Regions from separate parts of the Homo sapiens genome. Here region 1 is linked to region 2. Evidence: chromatin contacts called from ENCODE Hi-C or POLR2A ChIA-PET data. All regions are on one chromosome and are shown on one strand. Each heading gives the region's core, a stretch centred on a gene start or an enhancer-like site at or near the end of the contact. The rest is flanking DNA. Distances are from core to core; before and after follow the strand shown. Region 1 holds the start of C2orf15 (chromosome 2 open reading frame 15). Region 2 holds the start of CRACDL (CRACD like).

Evidence for each region. A loop is a pair of places that touch in the nucleus more often than their neighbours do. ChIA-PET counts read pairs that join two places held with the same protein, here RNA polymerase II (POLR2A). Pooled maps may share reads with other maps.
Region 1: a pooled map shows a loop between it and region 2 (3-fold over the local background). The contact joins the promoter of C2orf15 here to the promoter of CRACDL in region 2. A Hi-C loop is called at or near these places in 4 of 50 pooled maps. POLR2A ChIA-PET finds 5 or more read pairs at or near these places in 4 of 52 experiments (HEK293, HEK293T, WTC11 and 1 more).

Annotation. Positions count from the first base shown.
Region 1 is chr2:99,138,629-99,143,232 of GRCh38, forward strand. C2orf15 (chromosome 2 open reading frame 15) reads left to right here and starts at 3,079. Exons shown (of 4, transcript NM_144706.4): 1 at 3,079-3,309; 2 at 3,657-3,773. The region is part of intron 1 of TSGA10 (testis specific 10); the gene reads right to left. RefSeq lists silencers at 2,339-2,408, 2,479-2,788 and an enhancer at 3,010-3,816.
Region 2 is chr2:98,934,700-98,939,932 of GRCh38, forward strand. It overlaps CRACDL (CRACD like), which reads right to left and starts at 1,526. Exons shown (of 10, transcript NM_207362.3): 1 at 1,239-1,526. RefSeq lists a silencer at 693-893.

The DNA of each region.
Region 1 (4,604 bases), core at 1,829-4,328, 210 kb after region 2:
AGAGGTACAACAAAGGTGGAAGACAACCAAGGTTGTGGAAACGTCATTATGGGAAGAGAAAAACTTGTTCCTTAATTCTCTTTACATAAGGATCCTCTTTCAGAATTAAAAGTCCTGCATCCTCTCCTCAGAAAAATGCAAATACACCTTTACAAACAATTTCAGGGGATTTAAGACTCTATAAGGTCCTTGGACTCCAGGTGAAGAAGCCCTACAGTACAGAAACAATGAAGATTCCTAAGGCATGAGTTAATGTTAATTGATGGAGAAAGACAGCTGAGGTAATAAGAGGAAACCCAGATAAAGATGTATTGCCCCGACACAAGAAAGACAAAAGCAAGGACAGGTGAAGATTTAGACACTTGTAATCCCAATAATCCCAACACTTTGGGAGGCCAAGGCCAGAGGATCACTTGAGCCCAGGAATTTGAGACCAGCCTGGACAACATAGTGAGTTCCTGTATCTACAAAAATTAAAAAATAAATTAGCCAGGCATAGTGGCATCCACCTGTGGTCCCAGCTACTTGGGAGGCTGAGATAGGAGAATCACTTGAGCCCGGGAGGTCAAGGCTGCAATGAGTCATGATCGCACCACTGCACTCCAGCCTGAGCGACAGTGAGATCATGTCTCAAAAAAAAAAGGTAAGTGTCATGGAAATCTGAGGAAGTTTCTGTCTGGTTGAATTTTAATTTTTCAGTGAAACAGGAGCTAAGATTATATAATAAAAAGTATCATCGGTGTTGAGCAAAATATGAAGCACATAATATGTATTCAACAAATTATTGATTTTTTGATAGAATGGAAAATACTGGAGTACTTCAATGGAATTCTGAAATCTGGTTCCACAAAAGCTTACTACAGTTGAGGTGGGTTTTTCTTTTTAAAAATATTGTCTCCAAAAGTGTAGACTTATAGACATTGAAGTAGAAAGGAACTGCCTCACTAACAGAAGGATGTGGAAAACCATACAAGATTTATGAATAATTCTGAGAGAGTATTTTATATAATAAAAATAAGTGGATAAATATTTTGGGAAACAATCAGCAAACTAAATACTGCGAGCAACAATAAAGATTAATCTTAAAAAAAATGTTGAGTAAAGAAGCAAGATGTAAATGAATACTTAGTACAATTCCATTCGAAGTTCAAAAACAAGCCAAACTGTAATGTGCATGTTCACATACAATGATGTGAAACATTAAGGAAAATCAAGGAAGTGGCTATCTTAGAAGTCAGGAGAGTGGCTATCTCTGGGGAGGGAAAGAAATATGTAATCTGAAAAGGTGATAAATAGTAATACCTCTAACTGCCTCTGTGTATGGAGGACTTCAAAACCAAATCGTCCTAAACAAACTAGTCTAAGCAACTCAAAAAGAAGACAGAAAAGATCTCCCAGAGAATCTCTACACCTGATTATATTCTGGGCTACAGGCAGTGATTTTTCTTCAGAAGGTAAACAGTACGCGAGATATTGTGGAAGCTGCCATTAAATAATGCCAAAGTTTAGGATTTAAAATTAATATTTAATTAATGTACCGTCCTAGTTATTTCCCACTAATTAAGACTGAAGAGTTTGGCTCATTAATCAATTAAAATACAAACAAGAATCTGTCTTATCCTGGAAGCAGATTCGAATGCGACATCCTACTTCTATAACTAACCTGTTTTTTTCTACTTACAAACCTATTGTTATTCTACTTATGTCCTTACACGTAAACAAAGTATACTTGAAATGCTGAACACCAGTACAGAAAATTTTAAACAAGGAAATCTCCTAGGATATAAGGTCCTGGAATGGAAGAAGGAAAACGTTGGGACACTATAATCTATGCAAACTTTCCCGAAGCTGCGAAAAAAAAAAAGTGAAAAAAAACCATATTTCTGTGAGTTTTTAGGTATCAAGTCCATGATCACCTAGTTATCCAATTTAAGTCTCAAATAGTTTTTCAACAAAAGCCAGCTTTCCCTGCCTTTACTGTGTATAATTTTTACTAAAATTATCTGAGATTTTCATGCAAATGCCTATGTAATCTCAGCCTTTCACCACCCCAAGTCTAGAAAGAGGCTCAGAAATGAGCGATCGGGAGTCAGGCTGAACTCCCAAATCTGTGACTTCCAAATTCCTCGGCTCCACCAGAGCTTCCAGAGCGTTTCTAAACTGAACAGTCTCCCCAACAACCAAGCGGAGAGCTGCGGGAGGACGCGAAGCAGTGACCATAGGAACTGGGCTCAAACCTAACCTCCCAAGAAACAGGGGCAACTCGTGCTGCCGAGCTTCCGGCCGGCAGCTGTGCCCGCCGCTGCCCCTCACAGCCGCTCCCGCTGCTAGCGCCCAACTCCGCCCGCCACGGCCCCGCACCCGCCACTCCTGCCCGCTTGCAGCCGCCTTCTCAGAGACCTTCCAGTCCAGTAGCAGCACTCTCCCCACCCCGCGCACCTCCGCAGCTTCTACCTGGAGCTCCGGGTCCCTCCCCGGGCTCCTCGGCCCGCCGTCCTGCCCAGAGCTCATCCCCGCGACTGTCAGCTCTCGGCCTCAGCGGGGGATACAAGAACCGCCCACTCTCCATCCTCCGCCCCTTTCTCCTCCCTTCCCACCCCCAAATCGTCCTGGCCCCGCCCCGGCGGATCGGAGGAAGGACGGAGCCCGCGGGAAGGAGGAGGGGGCGGTTAGCGCCAGCCAGTGCCGCCGTGGCCCCGCCCTCACGCTCTGTACCGGAGTGGGGCTCGTCTTCCACCTCCCCGGCGCCCCAGCTTTGCTTCCGTCCCGCTCGCCCCCAGGCCCGGTGCGCACGCGTACCTGGCTCGACCTTCCTTCTCGCGGGGTCTACAAGCCGTGCGCGCGCTCCTACGCACGGAGCGACGCGTACGTCTACCTGCCTGCCTTACAGGGCACCTAGGAGGGACCCCTTCCTGGCCCATCCGCGCCGCGCAGGCGCACGCCCACGCAGCGCCTAGACGCCCGAGCCGAGCGTCCCGTCTCCTAGTAACCAGCCGCTAGCCCCCTTTTCCACGACTCATTTCTTAATCTCTGCCTGAGGCTGCCGCACCTGGATGGAACGCGCATGCGCAAGGCTGTCTCTCGCAGCCCCGCCTTCCCTCAGCTTGAAACACCTGCTGCTTCGCGGCGGTGGCTTTGTGCCACTTTTCCCAGGGCTTGGGCATCATTCTGGACCCATGTTCGGTGAACCGGTTACTCTCAGAGCTGCTTTCGGGCGCAGCTCCTGCTGCAGCCAGGGCCCGTTTTAAGAGAGGCTTCCAGGTCCAGCCCTCCCGCTGCAGCCTGCAGGGAGCGAGCCGGCCTGTCCCGGTGAGCGTGGGCAGCCTGGAGTCAGGGGAGCCTGGGGACCACGGCCTTGGTCAGCTCTGCACGATCAGGGCTGAATCAGGAAGTGGCAGATCTAGCAACAAAGTCCAGATTCCTGACCGATATTCCTTCTCCACATGCCAGTCCTTTTCCAAATCCCCTCACCTTAAAGTGACAAATGAGCTTTTTAGTGAAAAAGAATGAGCGCTGCATTCTTCTACCAATTTTTTGGAGCCCAGAATGGGGGGGAAAAAAGTCTTCTTAATTTTTCTTAATACCTACCATGTCCCTTCTTAAATAACTCAAGAGCTTCTGGATGATAATGGTGACTTTATCTCCTTTTCCTGCAGATGACATAGACACTAGGTTTTTACAGCAATTCTCTGATGACCTTGATATGGTAGAACGCTGTGTATTTCAAGAGTAAGCTCTCGTTTGAGGAGACTAACAATTCCTGTTTTCGCCAGGTGAGTACTCATTTTTCCCCCCACAAGATATCATTGGCAGGGATAAACAACTTTTGTGTAGAACAAATTTAGTCATAAAAATACATTTAATATAAATGCCATGTTTTTCCAATGTCTTTTCATCGTGTTATTACATGGTCTCATATTTTGTCGCATTTATTTTCAGATATCATATACTTTGTAAGTATAATTAGATACCAAAAAAAATTAAGTGTCCCTGTTATTTTAGATTAAGAGGTTAGAGGACACAAGGAGCACATATCCTCGGAAATGTAATTTTTTAAATGCACAAAATAACAAACTGAGAAGTTATGTTAGAGGGAATAATGTATAATCTCATTTCCTCTTCAGATACTAAGATTATTTTGAATACATTATCTAGCATTATTAAAAACAAATAGGAAAGAATGTTCTAAGTTTAAAACTATCAGCTGGAGTTGAAGACTTCGGGGGTGGGGAGATTATTAATATAGGAAGTAGGAAAGTACTTCCCTTATAGAAAGAATAAGAAAAGTTTAAGCACTTATGTATGCCACCTAGACGGTACTGAAGATTATTTGGAAAGAATATAAGGAAATGATCATTTTAAGGCCAAAAGAGGGTGAAAAGATTTTCCTTTTTTTTCCTATCAAGAACTGTTGACTTTCTCCCCTAACCTGAGAAAGTAAAAATTTCCTTCCCTCTGTGGAAACCCAAGGGGTAGTGAGTGTCCCACCCTGCCCCAACTAAACCTTTTTTTTTTTTTTTTTTTTTTTTTTGAGACAGAGTCTCACTCTGTCGCCCAGGCTGGAGTGCAGTGGCACGATCTCGGCTCACTGCAACCTCCGCCTC
Region 2 (5,233 bases), core at 276-2,775:
CAGGCAAGCCAGGTACTCACTACAGGCACAAAATTTAAGGGGGTACCAAAAATGCAGTCAGATAAATGCCTTATTACAATATTTTAAAACATCAAAACAAATACAAAAATCCCTAATGTACAAAATCTCACATTTTTAAATAAAGACAGGATCAGTGTTCCTGATTTTTCCTGTTGCCTCAGACTCCAAGATGGCACAGCATAGGGGCAGAGCCCAGAAACCAGCCCAGCTCAACCTTCTCCACCAGCTCCACACGACACTGTCTCTAGATATCTTTCTCCTCACAATTTTATAACCTCAATAGGTTCTTAGGATGACCACAGTGCTCCATCATTCCAGGTGTGCGCCCGTGGGACCGAGCTCCAGGGAAAATACCAGGGGTCTACACAGATTCTAGTCTATGGTATATGCAAATGAAGGAAGCCTGCAGGCTCCAATAACCTAGTAGGATACCTTAAGACCAGTTTGGGAAGGTGTGAGCTGGCTCTAAAAGGGTAACACAGCTGCCTGTCTTCCACTTGGATTTCCTGGCTCAAAACTGTCAACAGGACCTGATGCCTGCAGGCGGTTTGCACCTACACGGAGTCAAATTCACACAGCCGCACTGCTTCTGACTTGCATTTCAAAAGCAAGTGACTATTATGCTCTGATCACATGTGAACTTCATACCGAATCTTTGCCTATGATGAAGCTTCTGTTCAACAAATATTTGTTGATTAAAAATGTGAACACTTCTTAGATCAACTCCAGAATCCCTCCCGGGTGGCGTGTAATCAAAGCCTAAAACCTGTTAAATAAACCATCACCTAAAGCATAAGGCAGTTCGTGAATGTGTCCACTCCTTTCCCCTGCAACTGCGTGTGGAGACAGTGGGCATAAAGACCTCGTATGCTAGCAATTTCAACCGAGCAGGACCTTCTCTCCCTCCTCTTTCATTTTCCTGGCGCGTAAACTGCTGGATTTGCCTCACAGTGGAAAGTTGGGTCCAGCAAAGTGAGCAAAGGGAAACTTTGGGCACTTGCACGAGCGCGTCCGGCTCCCCCTCGGCCGCAGGAGCTGCCCAGGGCTTCGGCGGCGGGGGTGGCGCCTCTCCGGGTCCGAGGGGCCCCTGGCTTCACGGCCTCTGCCCTCGACCCCCTAGCCCCGGCCCGCCCCACCTCCGCCCGGTGCCCCCGCGCCCACCCCGCCTTCGACCCACGCCTGCCTTGGGACACGCGATTTCAAACCCCTCGAGGTACCTGGGACAGGAGCGTGGCCCGGGCTCGGCGAGACGCGCAGAGAAGGGCACCTTCCGCGGGGTGCGGCGAGCCGGGGCTGCTCCCGCCGCGGTGCGCGTCTAGCCCCAGCCCAAAGCCGGGGCGACGCAGCAGGTGGCCGCGCGGCCTCCAGACAGCCCGGGTCTGCGGCCGAAGAGCTGGACGCGGGCGCTGACACTACCCTCCCGCGGCCGGCCCGGCCCTGCGCCCGGCGCGCTCCCAGCTCCCAGCTCCCAGCTGCAGGCGCGCCGGCTTCGCTCGGCTCCGCTCGGCTCGGCGGGGGCGGACGCCGCTCAGCTCCCCTCGCCGGCCGCCGCGCGCACCTCCCCCGCGGCGCACAGCTCCCAACGCCGCCTCCGCAGCTGGCCCGGCGGAGTGGGGCCGAGACCTCGGGGCGGGGGGCGCAGGCGCCGGCCTGGGCCTTGGACGCCCCGCGGGAGGCGGGAGGGCGATCGGGGTGCGGGGAGGGCAATCGGGGTGCGGGCCCGGCTGCCCAGCGCTCCCTCCCAAGCCCGCGCCGCTCCCGACCCGCCTCGGCCTGTCCGCGCAGCGGCGCTGTCGGGGCTCCGGGAGGGCCGGGGGGCACCGGAGACCCGGAGGTGGTGGCAAGTCAGTCCGGGACTGGCCCAGGGCACCCGCGCGCGTCGGTGAGAGGGACCCGGGACTCCAGGTGACCTCCGGATCCGCCCTCTAAGTCAGTGGCCTGCGGCGGGCGTGGGCGCCGAGGGAAGGAAGTGTGCATTTGAATAAAAGTAAAAGTTTGTTATTGTTGTTGTTTTATAACCCTGTGGGTCCTGAGCGTCTCCAGGCTAATTAGGGAAGCTGCCGCCCCGTCTGGAGGTGATTCATGGGTGTGACACCGGCGAGTGTGGGAAGAAAGGCAGCTGATGCCGTCTCAGCTGCGCTCGCCTTTCTTTATTTTCTTTCTTTCTTCTTTTTTTAAAATCCTTTTTCTTGTAAAGACAGGGCTGGTCCATTTAGGGAGACCGCGCACGGAGGGAGCTGCCTTGGGTGGTCGCCCAGCGAATCTCCTCCGGAGCCCGAGCCGCGGCTTTGGTCTGCGGATGGCACAGCCCGGCGACCCCGTCCCGGCCTCTTCCCCGGCGGTGCACGCCCAGGGCCAGGCAGGCGAGAGGCGCGGGAGTCGCGTCCCAGCAGGGAGCCCAGGCTGCGACGAGTCCTCAGGGGACGCCTTCAACCCAGGCTGGAAGAGATGATACTAACGTCAGACGGGGAGTCTCGGGTGTCACCGGACGCCAGAATGAGCGGCGAGGTCCGCATTGTTTGGAGGGGATCACGCGGAATCCGCGCTACTCCGCGGGACGCTGGGTCCGACGGCTAGCGCCGCGCACACTGGAGGCCTGGAAAAGCCGAGCTGCTCGGCTGTCGGAGGCCGAGAGGGCCTGGACCCCGGAAGGAGCTCTCTCCACCTGTGGCTTTCAAGGGGCTCAAAATCCCAGATAGAAGAATCGAGCGAAACGAGGCCCAAGACAGTTTCCCATTTACTTGGGCATATCAAACGAAGTTTCCTTTTTGAATTTTTAATGTTATCCCTTGGCCACAAGCTATTCACGTAAAAGCCTCTTTTGATGGTTAAGTGCTTTAAGTTCCCTGTATAAAAAGAACAAAAATAGTGATTCAGCCTTATAACCCCCCCCCAAATTAATAACCTGCATTCACAATGAATGGGTGACTCATGACAATCAGAGACAACGAGTTTGTTGGGTGTCTGTGTGTTTGTTTTTTTCAAAATCCTCAAACTAAACTGAACAACTGCAAAAACTATACTCCCCTCTCTCCTCTCCCACCTTGAGCCTCTGCTCCTTGCTCTTCAAAATCATGTTAGTTTTTGCCGCTGTAACTACTAAATATTTATGGACTCCATAAACTGCCTTTCTACCTAAGAATTTCGTTTCCAGAATATCTTAAACCTCTGGCTTTATTTGTATTCTGTGGGTGGCTTTTGAAGTTCCTGGAGGTTTTCAGAAGACAAAAACCGAGGTTCCTGGTGATTAGTTAAGGCCGAGAACATGGTGTCAACACTCAAAATAGAAACTGGTGGGGAATTTTGTGAATAGGTTGGGAAAATGGAAAATTATCTGGAGCCTGGTAGAGCAAGCACCTTCATGCTTTAAAAATGTGGAAAGAAACTGTGCCCCTCCCCTACCCCTGGGACTTTCATCTTCCTGTGAGAGCTCTGGTTCCCAGGGCCCTGCCAAGTGGCTGGCAGTCAAGGAGGCTCTTCCCCTCCTTAATGCCTTTTGGATCAAGCCTTGAAGCCAGGTTAAGAAAAGACTAAAATGTTCAAGTAAGGATTTGTCAAAAGTGCAAAAGAAACATAGACCCCACATAGTGTTTCTTGCAGTCTGCATGGACAACCAGAAAGCCAAGAGCATGGGGTTGGTTGTTTTTTGAGGCTCCAGAAAATCTCTCAGCTACCCCTGAACACATCCCTTTCAGAGAAGGAGAACCTCATTGACAAGCCAAAAGAAAGAAGACCATGCTACTTCTAAATATATTGCACCTCACTGGGAACATGCTTTTATCAAATAACCGGGCACGGATCTAAGCCATTTACAAATAGTCACTCATTTAAATTATCCACCTGCCAGCAGACCCTCTGAGCTAAGACCTGCCATTACCCTGATTTTGCAACCGAGATGCTGCTATTATCTCCATGTGGTAGACGAGGAGACTCAGCATGAGAAGGGCAAGTACCATGCCCAAGGGCATGCAGATAGTAAGTGGCAGAGCCAGGGTTTGAACCCCTAATCTGCACTTAAGGCTGGGCAAAGCTGCCTTTCTGAAAATGATGTCTACCTCTGCAAACTGAAAATATTTTTTAGTTTAGAAAAGAAAGGAATATCAACCCTTCCCACACTAAGAGGAAGGCATCTTTTGGGATCTCAGAAAGCAAGAGTATTTACACTTTTGATATTTACACTTTAAAATATTTACATTTGCTTCTTCACTCAGTTATTCCCAACACCATCATCATCATTGCTAATCATCAGTCCTGAATCTTCACTTAGTCAAACCAGAGGCTGGTAATTAATGGGGTGAAGACGGTGAAGTCAAAGGCAGTGTGCTTTCTAACCCAGGATGGTAGCGGGGACAATTTTCAGGACAGTGTTCATCCCAGGGTTCTGCTTTTGGGTCTTCACAGACACTCAATCTGCTTGTCTTCACTTAGGTTCAGAAAATACAGGCCCCATAGGCACAGACATCCCTACCTGGGGAGAGGATTGGAGTCAAGGGCCAGCCAGGAACCAATTAGGAAGAAACAATATCTCAACAGGCCCATTGCCCAGGTGAGCCATGGTGGCAGAGGTCGAATTGAGCTGCCTCACTGCCAGAGGCCACAGGGACCCTACTCCTGAGGGGCTCTCTGCAGGCGGCTGTCCAGCAATACCCAGATCTTAGCCACCATCCCTCTGATCCTTCTCCAGCAATAGGGATTGGACCCTGTCCTTTCCCTGTTTCAAAACCCTTCCCTGGCTTCCCTGCAGTTAGGGTGAAACCCAGACTCCTTAAGAGGACCACATCTCCTGGGCTTCCTTTCAGTACCACCCTCTGCTCCCTCCACTCCAGCCACACTGGCTTTCTTCCAGTTCTGTGAACAACCCAAGCTTCTTCCTGCCCTGAGGGCTTAGCCCCAGCTGCCCCCACCCTTCACCTGGCTGACTCCCACTAATTTTTCAGGACTTAGCTTCAGTGATACTTCCTTTGGTCTTTTTTTCCTGACCTGTATTTCCCTCCTACTCCTCTTCTTTAGAGAACATATTACACTTTGGAGTGATTTATTTTTTATTCCATACTGGAGTCCCTCACCAGAGCACAACCTCCAGGAGGGCAGGGTCTGTATCTGTGTCTAGCACCTAGCACGGTGCTGGTTTACAATAGCTGCTGGATCAATATTTATTAATCAATGAACTTTCACCATGGCCTATTATGACCCTGAAACTGCTGTATCTCAA